Linked DNA regions of Homo sapiens: region 1 is linked to region 2. The links are chromatin contacts, found by Hi-C or POLR2A ChIA-PET in ENCODE. All regions are on one chromosome and are shown on one strand. Each heading gives the region's core, a stretch centred on a gene start or an enhancer-like site at or near the end of the contact. The rest is flanking DNA. Distances are from core to core; before and after follow the strand shown. Region 1 overlaps CLSTN1 (calsyntenin 1). Region 2 holds the start of SPSB1 (splA/ryanodine receptor domain and SOCS box containing 1).

Evidence for each region. Hi-C counts contacts between places; a loop is a spot of excess contacts on that map. ChIA-PET counts read pairs that join two places held with the same protein, here RNA polymerase II (POLR2A). Pooled maps may share reads with other maps.
Region 1: a loop to region 2 is called in a pooled map, with 2.3 times the contacts of the local background. The contact joins two enhancer-like sites. A Hi-C loop is called at or near these places in 1 of 50 pooled maps. POLR2A ChIA-PET finds 5 or more read pairs at or near these places in 3 of 52 experiments (AG04450, GM12878 and K562).

The regions. Positions count from the first base shown.
Region 1 is chr1:9,785,261-9,791,171 of GRCh38, forward strand. The region is part of intron 1 of CLSTN1 (calsyntenin 1); the gene reads right to left. Among named protein-coding and RNA genes, the nearest start is that of CLSTN1, 36 kb to the right of the region's middle. RefSeq lists enhancers at 1,064-1,564, 3,198-3,986. Within about 2 kb of position 2,596, at least 7 of the 41 ENCODE cell types and tissues checked have a DNase peak (open chromatin) inside an H3K27ac peak, as active enhancers do.
Region 2 is chr1:9,287,926-9,294,028 of GRCh38, forward strand. It overlaps SPSB1 (splA/ryanodine receptor domain and SOCS box containing 1), which reads left to right and starts at 4,969. Exons shown (of 3, transcript NM_025106.4): 1 at 4,969-5,146. RefSeq lists silencers at 4,634-4,803, 4,854-4,933, 5,004-5,073, 5,614-5,903. Within about 2 kb of position 1,251, at least 3 of the 41 ENCODE cell types and tissues checked have a DNase peak (open chromatin) inside an H3K27ac peak, as active enhancers do.

The DNA of each region.
Region 1 (5,911 bases), core at 1,346-3,845, 500 kb after region 2:
GTCTCCCAAAGTGCTGGGATTACAGGCGTGACCCACTGCACCCAGCTGTAAAACAGATTTTTTAATTACTCTTATTTTTTTTTTTCCAAAGACTGAACACTGCCAAAGAATCTCTGTATGCACAGGTTTAAGGATTTCTTCATCAGAATCCCAAACAAACTAAATTTTAAAGGGCTGATTGAAACACCAAATACATAGCTTAGACATTATTTAGATCAGGGTTTCTCAACAGCTGGACACTCTGGGCCAGACAATGTTTAGCTGTGGGGCTGTCCCGTGCATTGTGGGACGTTCAGCAGCATCCCGGCCTCAAAACCACTGGATGTCCGCGGCCTCCCCACCAAGATGTGCCAACCAGAAGTGTCTCCAGACATTCCCCAAGATCCCCTGGGGGCAATCCTCCTCCCTCCTCCCTTGAGAACCACTGACTGACATCCACCCCGTTAAGGAAAACCAATGATGTCTACATGAAAATCACTTGTACACTTTAAAAGAGCCACTTTAATAATTTGTGCATTACATTGATGTGAATTTCTTTTTTTTTTTTTTTCCGAGTCAGGGTCTCACTCTGTCTCAGAGGTGTGGGACACCCCACCCAGCTTGAAGTTAATTTTTAAAATAAAAACACATTAAGGCCGGGCACGGTAGGTCATGCCTGTAATCCCAGCAATTTGGGAGGTTGAGGTGGGTGGATCGCTTGAGTTCAGGAGTTCGACACCAGCCTGGGCAAAATGATAAAACCCTGTCTCTACAAAAAATAGGAAAAAATTAGCCAGGCATGGTGGTACACTTGGGAGCTACTTGGGACCTCCCAGCTACTCGGGAGGCTGAGGCATGAGAATCGCTTGAGCCTGGGAGGTGGAGGTTGCAGTGAGCTGAGATCACACCACTGCACTCCAGACTGGGTGACAGAGCGAGACCTGCCTCAAACAAACAAAAAACACACACATTAAGTGTCAAATAAATTCTTAAGCTAACAGAACAATTGAGTTTTTTAATAGTACAGTGAAACTTTCCCTGCATTTATTCACTTTTCCCAGGACAAGCATCATACCACCACATACTGTTACACACAATGCAGCTGTTCTACGAAAGGTGAGGCTGGGCGCGGTGGCTCATGCCTGTAATCCCAGCACTTTGGGAGGCCGAGGCAGGCTGATCACCTGAAGTCAGGAGTTCGAAACCAGCCTGGCCAACATGGCGAAACCCCGTCTCTACTAAAAACACTAAAAATTAGCCAGGTGTGGTGGTGGGCACCTGTAATCCCAGCTACTCAGGAGACTGAGGCAGGAGAATTGCTTGGACCCGGGAGGTGGAGGTTGCAGTGAGCTGAGATTGTGCTATTGCACTCCACTGCAGCCTGGCTGACAAGAGTGAGACTCCGTCTCAAAAAAAAAAAAAAAAAAAAAAAAACAAAGGTGAGAGCTGTTTGCAAGCTCTGCACATCTGGATCCACTCTCTTGCTCACAGGCTGGGACACCTGCCTGTCCGCCACCAGGCGGTCTATGGCTGGGCATGGGCTCACCACTACCCAGCTCACAGGGCCTGAGAGCTACATCGGGCTCCTCGTGTTGGGGAGCGCAAGGCATGCATGGTGGCATCATGAGAAAAGACCAGGGAATGAGCAGGAACAGATGGAGGAGGAACCCCTATGTCCTTCTCCCTGGTGCACATCCCACCCTGAACACTAAGAAGGAAGCAAGGGGACCAGACCCTGCACATGAGCCTCAGGGTAGGATGCCAGGAGAGTCCCAAGAACGAAGTTGGGGGTGAAGAGGTGGCTGCAGGGGTGAGAAGAGAAGGGGAAGGGGCTGGGCTGAGACTGCAGTTTAGAGTCTAGGTATCTCCCGCACACGGAGATGGGGCTGTCCCCAACTAGAACTGAGAGCTAAGGAGGAATGACAGGGCAGGAGAATCCAGAAGAAGGGGCTTCTGTTTCCCCCTTCTTCCATCCATCCATCCGTCTTTCTCGAGGCCCAGGTAGTCTTCTAGGTACCAAGAAAATAATGGTGAGTAAAACAGCCCCTGCCCTCTCAGAGCTTGTGTTATGGTTGATAAAAATATGAATTTGAAACAGAACCTGCAAAGTAATCCTCACTTCCTACAATTGCAACTTTTGAAAGCTTAAAGTGAGCCTTCTAATTTTTTTTTTTTTTTTTTTGAGACGGAGTCTCACTCTGTCGCCCAGCCTGGAGTGCAGTGGTGTGATCTCGGCTCACTGCAAGCTCCGCCTCCCGGGTTCACGCCATTCTCCTGCCTCAGCCTCCCGGGTAGCTGGGACTACAGGCACCTGCCACCGTGCCCGGCTAATTTTTTGTGTTTTTAGAGAGACGGGGTTTCACCATGTTAGCCAGGATGGTCTCGATCTCCTGACCTCGTGATCCACCTGCCTTGGCCTCCCAAAGTGCTGGGATTACAGGCGTGAGCCTTCTAATTTTTCCTCCAAATTCCAAACAAGTTTTTTTAATGTGGGAAAATACACAGTATAAAAATTTACCATCTTAACCATTTTTAAGTGTACAGGCCAATAGCATTAAGTACATTCACACTGTCATCCAACCGTCACCACCACTACCCGTCTCTAGAACTTCTTTCATCTTGCAAAACTGAAACTCTGCACCCACTAAATACTAACTTCCTATTTCCCCTCCCCCAGCCCCTGGCAGCCACCATTCTATTTTCTGTCTCTGTGAATTTGACTATTTGACTAAGGGTCCGGCGTGGTGGCTCAAACCTGTAATCCCAGCACTTTAGGAAGCTGAGGAAGGTGGATCGCTTGAGTTCAGGAGTTCAAGATCAGCCCGGCCAACCTGGCGAGACCCCGTCTCTACAAAAAATACAAAAATTAGCCAGGCATGGTGGTGCCACACTTGTAGTCCCGCCTACTTGGGAGGGTGAGGTGGGAGGATCACCTGAGCCTGGGAGGTCGAGGCTGCAGTACGCCAAGATGGTGCCACTGCACTCCAGCCTGCATGACAGAGTGAGACCCTGTCTCAAAAAAATAAAAATAAAGAATTTGACCATTCTAGGCCAGATGCGGTAGCTCATGCCTGTAATCCTAGCACTTTGGGAGGCCGACATGGGTGGATCACCTGAGGTTGGGAGTTTGAAACCAGCCTGGCCAACATGGTGAAACCCCATCTCTACTAAAAATACAAAAATTAGCTGGGCATGGTAGTCCATGCTAATTCCAGTCACTTGGGAGACTGAGGCAGGACAATCGCTTGAACCCAGGAGGCGGAGGTTGCAGTGAGCTGAGATCATGCCACTGTACTCCAGCCTGGGTGACAGAGTGAGACTGTTTCCAAAAAAAAAAGGAATTTGAGGCCGGGCGCAGTGGCTCACGCCTGTAATCCCAGCACTTTGGGAGGCCGAGGCAGGCGGATCATGAGGTCAGGAGATCGAGACCATCCTGGCTAACACTTTGAAACCCCATCTCTACTAAAAAATGCAAAACATTTGCCAGGCGTGGTGGCGGGTGCCTGCAGTCCCAGCTCCTCAGGAGGCTGAGGCAGGAGAATGGCGTGAACCCGGGAGGCGGAGCTTGCAGTGAGCCAAGATCACGCCACTGCACTCCAAGCTGGGCGACAGAGCGAGACTCCGTCTCAAAAAAAAAAAAAAAAAAAAACAAAAGGAATTTGACTATTCTAGTACCTCATATGAGTGGGATCACACCACACTTATCCTTTTGTAACTGGCTTCATTAGCATAATGTCCTCGAGGTGCCCCCCTGCTGTGGCATGCGTTGGAATTCCTTTTCGAGGCTGGATGATGTTCCGTTAGAAGGATACCATGTTTTGCTTATCCATTCCCTGGTTAACAGACGCTGGGTTGCTTCCACCTTTTGGCCATTGTGAACAATGCTGCTAATGCTGGTGTACAAATACCTCAAGGCCCTGTTTTCTAATCTTTTGTGAATATGCCCAGAAGGCGGACTGCTGGATCATACGGTGATTCTATCTTTAGGGTGATTGTATCTTTGTGTTTTGAGGAGCCGCCATACCGTTCTCCATAGTGACTGCACCATTTTCCATTCCCACCAACCGTGCACAAGGGCCCCGATTTCTCCACCTCCTTCCCAGCACTTGTTATTTTCTGCTTTTTGATAGACCATCCTAACAGATGAAACCAAACATGCTTTATATCAAGTAATTTTACCTTCTCGTATTGTGTAAAATTGATAAGATACCAAAGTAGACAACAGAGAGTAAGAAGCCCCATGTGCTCCTCACTAACCACTATAATGATCCACGCAGAATGAATCTTGTTTGACTTCACTCCCACTCCCAACACCGATACCACTTATTTTGAAGCAAATGCCAGACATCATATAACTTCCCCTCTCAATACCGCATCATACATCTCTAAAAGATAACAACTCTTTTTAAAACTAACCATATCAAGTCCAATAGAGCTTAAAGGTAAAAAATAAAATAAGCTGGGAGAGGTGGCTTATGCCTGTAATCCCAGCACTTTGGGAGGCTAAGGAGAGTGGATTGCTTGAGCCCAAGAGTTCAAAATCAGCTAAGGCAACATGGCGAAACCCGTCTCTAGTAAAAAATACAAAAATTAGCCAGGCGTGGTGATGCACACCTGTAGTCCCAGCTACTTGGGAGGCTGAGGTGGGAGAATCGCTTGAGCCTGGCTGGTAGAGGCTGCAATGAGTCATAACTGCACCACTGCACTCCAGCCTGGGCAACAGAGCAAGACCCTATCTAAAAAAATAAAGTAAAATAAATAAAAACTAACCATAATGGCAGTATTACCTAAAATTTCACAATTATTTAATATCATCAAATACCTAATCAGGGTTCCTATTTATCTGCTTGTTTGGTGTATCAAATAATTTCACTCAAGACTTTTCTCGCTCTGTAGGGTAAGTTTGTGTTGTTTCACTCCGAATTCCGCTATGAAAGAAAAATGAAAGCACTGATAACCTTGAACAGTAATGCTTAGGGGTTTCCACAATGTCGCCAATTCTTTTTTCACCTTTAAGTATGTTTATTAAGTAGGTTTTCGTAGATGTTATTTATCAAATTGAGAGAGAGCCCCTCTATTCCTAACTTTGAGAGTTTTCATCATGAATGAATGAATAGCATCTTCTGAAATGCTATTTCGGCATTAATTGGTATGCTGTGACTTTTCTTTTTTAGCGTATTGATTGGTGAATTATTGACTGTCAAATGTTGAAACAGTCTTATGTATGTGGACTAGATCCTATACGGTCATGGTGTATCATTCTTCTTGCACATTGTTTGATTTGATTTTTGTTGAGGACTTTTTAAATGTTTTGTTGAGATCGCCATTAAAATATTTTGTCAGTATATTTCAATTCACTTTTCTTTTGAAAATTCTGAAAATTCTACTGGCATGAATATATCCAGTTTTGTATACTCAGCATCAAATATTACGCATATTTCGGAGCACAGGTCAGGCGCCGTGGACTCCCTTTTGCTGACCACTGAGGCTAATCTAGCGGATTCAGCTATATGAAAGGCAAGAGACAGCGACAATCACAAGGCTATTTTTGAAAAATCAGGGTGTGACGATCGCAAATGTGCTTTTAAAAATTAGGATTAAAAAAAAAACAGGGCCGGGCGCGGCGGCTCACGCCTGTAATCCCAGCACTTTGGGAGGCCAAGGTGAGTGGATCATGAGGTCAGGAGATCGAGATCATCCTGGCTAACAAGGTGAAACCCCGTCTCTACTAAAAATACAAAAATTAGCCAGGCGTGGTGGTGGGCGCCTGTAGTCCCAGCTACTCGGGAGGCCGAGGCAGGAGAATGGCGTGAACCCGGGAGGCGGGAGGAGGCAGAACTTGCAGTGAGCCGAGATCGCACCACTGCACTCCAGCCTGGGCAACAGAGTGAGACTCTATCTCAAAAAAAAAAAAAAAAAAAAAGATGGAATT
Region 2 (6,103 bases), core at 1-2,500:
ACAAAAATTAGCCAGGCATGGTGACGGGTGCCTGTAGCTCCAGCTACTAGGGAGGCTGAGGCAGGAGAATCCCTTGAACCTGGGAGGTGGAGGTTGCAGTGAGCCAAGATCATGCCACTACACTCTAGCCTGGGCAACAGAGTGAGACTCCCTCTGAGAAAAAAGAAGGGTGGCAGGACTGACGCTCCAAGCTCCTGGGCGTATTTTTCCAGGAATGAGGCAGAATGGGAGCTAATTCACTCTCATTCTCCAATCTGGTCCCTCATGGGATCAACACTAACTTTAAAACCTCCCAGCACAGAGCAAGGCATACAACTTACATCCAATAAATGCTTGCTGAATGAATGAGGCCGTTGATCCTCTGGCTGGGGACAGGGGCATCCTGAGATGAGGATGGAGCAGAGAAGCTGGACCTGTCGGTTTGGACTCTTTGTCAGGGTGTTGACCAAACACAGCAAGCCCTGTGGTGGGGAACAGGAGGGTGAGATGTATCCCTGACTATTGGAAGTCTCTGATCTGTTATTTGAGACAGAAAGGTGACCTTTTCTAGAATATTTATATAGAGTCTTAAAATTTGAACTGAAGCCACTGAATACAGGTCTTTCTCCCTCTCTAAGTTTAAAAAAAAAGATCACAGAGCAAACTTATATAAAATGATTATTTGTTAACACTGTTACCATCTGGAATGATCTCATTTATTGTTTACTATTGGTCTCTCCCACTGAAATGGAAATTCTCTAAGGCCCAGAGCCTGGTCCATGTTGTTTATCACTCTCCAGCATGCAGAACAGCACTGTTCCATATTTATTCATTAGGTTCCTAAATTTTTAATAAAAATAAATACTGAAGGGCCAAATAATAAATACTTGGAGGGGGTTTCACTTTGATTGTTTAATGGAGTTTTACTACATTAATACTATTAAAATTAATTAATTATATTATAATGTATATTCAAGATGTCCCATGGATAGAAATAAACTGAAATACTGTTAAAAGCAACTGGTGAAGATTTAAGATAGGCACCAATATCACAGTCTGCTGTTACTTCACTGTGTTTTTGAAGAACTTTGCAATAGTTATTGTCCCAAACCCAATATCATCTCTTTATTATTTTTTTCTCAAAGTCATAGGAACTCTTTCCAAGCCTGTTTATCATCTAATGTCTCATTTAAATCTCCCCAAAACTTTGCTCTTAGTCTTTTCCTTTATTCGTGATTAACAAAGTCTGATAGAGCTATAGTGCAATATCATGCTTTGCCAGCAGGCGTCGCTGTCTGACAAGATGTGATCCAGTGTGAGCACTACAGTAATTTATGACCAAATGATCTACAAAATGAATCAATGTACTAAATTAGGGAATATTATGAGATCAAAATTCTGCGAGAAGTCAGCTGTGATGGCTCATGCCTATAATCCCAGTACTTCGGGAGGCCACGGCAAGAAGATCACTTGAGCCCAGAAGTTCAAGACCAGCCTGGGCAACATGGTAAGACCCTGCCTCTATTTTTTTTTTTTAATTAACATATAAACACTCTACTTCTGTTTTGCATCATGAGATAAGTACACATCTTATGCTAAGGATGCATAATAGATGTAGATTTTATTAATATGCTTCAGTGTTCTTCATGTTCTGGTGGATCTTGCTACAATTCTGTGTTGTGGATACCAAGCTTTTCTTTAAAAAAAAAACCTATTATCTTGAAAATTCTCAAAATCCTTGATTTCATTCTAGCACAATTAATTGTGTTCAGTTAATGTTGGTTGAATGATTGCACCACCTCCCCAGTTTCTGGGGAAATGTGTAGAGCAGTTCTACAGATGAGAACAGGAAATCTCAGAAAGGTTAAGTAACTTGCTCAAGGTCACACAGCTGATGAATAGCAGAGCTGGGGGTTGCATTGGGTTTGTCTATTACCAAATCCTTTGCACATTTGCTCCAATCAGCAAAAGGGATTCAGAGAAGATGGCAGCCTTTAACACTTGTGAGGGCAGCAGGATTCTGTGCTAAGAGCTCAAGGCTCAGAACCATCATCAGAAAAAGCAGCTGATGCTAATTCACCATCTATCAAGTTTCTCTTCACCATTTCCCGGAGACAGATTAAAGACATGAGCAAATTGTGCTGATGCAAGTGATAAAATGTGTGTGGGGGTGGGGTGGAGTTGGGGAGGGGGTTGGGGATGACACCACTGGGAGCCCAGAGCCACCTCCCTCCCGACTCACCCCTGCAGTACACAGATCTTTGTATAAGTCCTGAGTCACCCTTCAAATTTTTGGATAGTATCTATCAGCTTATGTCACAATGTTGCAAGATTATGTATCTTTTTTTAACAAACAATAGTATCAGCATGCTAGGGTGATTCTGAGCCCTTCTGACACATAAACTGGCTTCCAGGATTGCTCAACATTGCCCCATGCTGCAGCAGTCACTGCCGGCTGACCAGCCTTCCATCATCCGGCCAACCTGCCCAGCGTCCTGGAGGAGAGAAGGCCCACTCCCCAGGGGTTCTTCTGGGAAATTTAGGTCAGCAGGGTCTAATTATTCAACTGGATCAAGAGCTGAGATTTCCAGATTAACGCCGAAGGGGGGTGGGGTGGGGGTGCTGAAGACTTTTCATCAGGAACTGTCTTTCAGGGCCTTAAACATCAAAGCTGGGTCTCTAGCTCCAAAGTGCCCCAGTCTGCCCTGGAAGCTTCCCAGATGTTAAGAGGTGAGGCTTGGTGGAGTTCCTCTTAGCAAAGCTGACAACACCATGGCCCCAGGCCACGTGGCCGTAGCACCAGCCCCATGAGATGCCAGTGTCTGGTAGATGCCACACACACAGTGAATAATCCACCAAACAGGGCTACTCTCCCAAGGAGAAATGAACCCATCAGAGGCAGCTGTGATTTTCAGCAATGACTGACGTGGGCTGCACCCCATGGGCCTGTCCCAGAGGCTCTCACCAGTCTCCCAAGTAAACAACAGTTCTCAAACTGCAGAGTGGCTGGAGGGGGTCATATGCTCTTTTAAAATTATTATTACCTTTTTTTTCTTTTTTTTTGAGATGGAGTCTCGCTCTGTTGCCCAGGCTGGAGTGCAGTGGTGCGATGTCGGCTCACTGCAACCTCTGCCTCCTGGGTTCAAGAGATTCTCCTGCCTCAGCCTCCCGAGTAGCTGGGATCGCAGGCACGTACCACCACACCCAGCTAATTTTTGCATTTTCAGTAGAGATGGAGTGTTGCCATGTTGGCCAGGCTGGTCCTGAACTTCTTTTTTTTTTTTTTTTTTTTTTTTTGTGAGACGGAGTCTCGCTCTGTCACCTGGGCTGGAGTGCAGTGGCGCAATCTCGGCTCACTGCAATCTCTGCCTCCCGGGTTCACACCATTCTCCTGCCTCAGCCTCCCAAGTAGCTGGGACTTACAGATGCCCGCCACCACGCCTGGCTAATTTTTTATATTTGTAGTAGTGACGGGTTTCATCGTGTTAGCCAGGATGGTCTCCATCTCCTGACCTCGTGATCCGCCCGCCTCGACCTCCCAAAGTGCTGGGATTACAGGTGTGAGCCACCAAGCCCAGCCTGGTCCTGAACTTCTGACCTCAGGTGATCCACCTGCCTCAGCCTCCCAAAGCGCTGGGATTACAGGTGTGAGCCATCATGCCCGGCCAATTATTATTATTATTATTTAATTTTTGTGCAGAGTCTGTGTCTTGCTCTGTTGCCCGGGCTGCTCTTGAACTCCTGGGCTTAAGTGATCTGCCTGCCTCAGCCACCCAAAGTGTGGGGATTAAGGGCGTGAGAGCCACCACCTCCAGCCTCAAGTGATCTTTTAAATGGGAAGCACCCCTAAGCTGCTGGCCATGGCTGCCCACCTGACTAGTCTGGGTTCAACATTCCTAAACCGCTGGCACCTGGAAAGTCAGAATGCCCACTCAGGCCCGCCCAGCCCAGGGCAGTTGGTTGAGTCTCCGTAATCCTATTCTGAGTTCAAACAAAGCTAAACCAAACTGATTTTCAGCACCGTAAAATGAGAGACATCAAACTTTGTAATCTCACAGTTCAATTGGGTTCCAAGCTCTGGACAGCTGGCCTCGGGCCAGGCACTGTTTCCTCGCCTTTACAGTGAGTGTGTCATTAGTCCCACCCTCACTGTACTGGGTTATGGTAAAGACACAGTAACTACGGAAGCCCCGCTATTTGTTTCGGCTCCCCCAGAAAGGCTAACTCCTCACCGTTTTCAATGGACACTACACAGCGAGGGGTGGGGAATGCCAGGAGATTTTGCTCTCAAAACAGCAAAGTCTTTAAAATCTTCCCAGTCCCAAGTGACTGCTCTGTTCGGGGAAGGGGGAGGAAAATTCCTTGAACGAGCTAGAGCCACAGGACAAGTCCCCAGAGGCTGGGACCTGTTCAGGGAGCAGCCCTGCGGATGCCAGGTGCCCGCGCCCTCAGGGTCTCGAGGTCCGAGGCCCCCGTCCCCGTGGGCACCGAAACGCGAGCGGCCGAAACAGCGCTGCAGGAGGCTCCCTGGACCCCCGGCGGCTGCCCACTCGTCCCCGCTGGGCACTTCAGAGGAGGCCGGCGAGGCCTTGCTCGGGGTTCCTGGGACAACCCCACTCTCCGCGAAGATTTCTCCTTCTCGTAAGACCCCCGCCCCCACTCCAGCCTCCCACGGCTGCAACCCAGGCCCTGCGCCACGCGTTTCCCAAAGACGCCTCCGGAGGGACCCGAGCTTCGGGCCGGCAACACCAGGGCGGCGGCTCGGGAGAGGGCTGCGGACTAAGGGGGCGGAGGGGGCGGCCGAACCAGCGCCGGGCTGACGCGCCCCGCGCCCCGCGCCCCGCGCCCCCGGCCTTCCCTGCAGTGCTGAGTGGTCCGTGCGCCCGAGGTCGGGGGCGGGGCGGGGCGGGGCGGGGCAGGGACGGCCCCGCCCACCGGCGCTTTTCTCTTTTTTTTCACTTTAAAGCCGTCGGTTGCTTTTTCTCCTCCGCACAGAAGTCGCGCTCGGGCAGCCTGCGCGCTCGCAGCAGGAACCAGGCTCCAGGCGCCGGCGCCGGGGCCGGGGCCGCGGGGAGGAGGCGACTTCGCTCCCTGCGGCGGGCGCGGCCCGGGCGCCCGAGCCTCCTCGGCCTTGGAGAGCAGCGGCGGCGGCGGCACCCCGGGCGCGGTAGGCGGCGCGGGGCACCTGGGACCCCGATGGGTGGGCGACCGGCCCGGGAGGGGGAGGCGCGGGGGGCCGGGCGAGGGCGGACGCGGGGATCGCGCCGCTGGGGGACCGAGTGGGTGGCGCGGGGCCGGGCGCGGGGGAGCGGGTGGAGTACGGGATGGGGACTCGGGGCGCGGCCCCTCCCGCGGTGGCTCCGGGGGCGCCTCCCTCGCCGCGGCTCCTGGGAGAGGGGCCCAGGCCCGCCCCGCGCTGCCGCCGCTGCAGGGCAGGGGGTCCCGGGGCGAGGCGCGGCGGGGGTCTCGGGGCGCGGGGACCGTCGCAACGAGTTGCGGTCCCGAGGAGGGGCTGGGGCGCTCCGGGGCCGCCGACCCGTCCCCCCTTTAGCCCGGGGAAAGCGGGACCCCGCTCGGCTGAGTTAGTTTCGCTTTTCCCGCCAGTCCGAGTCGGGATTGGCGGCGCGGCCCGGTCCCCCGTCGGGGCGCCCCCACCCTCCCGCAGCGCCTCCCCCAGGGAGCCTGCCGGGGACACCCGAGCGCCGCCCTCCCCGCCGCCCCGGAGCCGCCGCGGCTTCTCCCAGCAGCGGAGGGAGAGCCGGAGGGTTGTCAGGAAATCGATTAAATCAGAAAAACAAGGGCGGCCTGGGCCCGCGGGAGGAACCGCGGATGGGTCACCGTCCCCGGGCGTGTACTGGGCTCGGTGGCGTCCAGGTTCCGGTGAGGACGGGACGGCCCCGAGAGGAGGGTGCGGGTCTGCAGGAAGAGCGGGTGTCTCTGAGAGTGCATCTGCGTGTGTGTTTGTGCATGTCCTTGTGAATATGTGCCTGCGTATGAGTGTGTCTGTGTGTTCATGTGGGTGTGTGTGTGAGTGTGTCTCTAAGTGCATCTGTGTATTTATGTGCCTCTGAGTGTGTGTGTGAGTCTGTGTGTCTGTCAATGTGTGCCTGAGACTCTAAGTGAC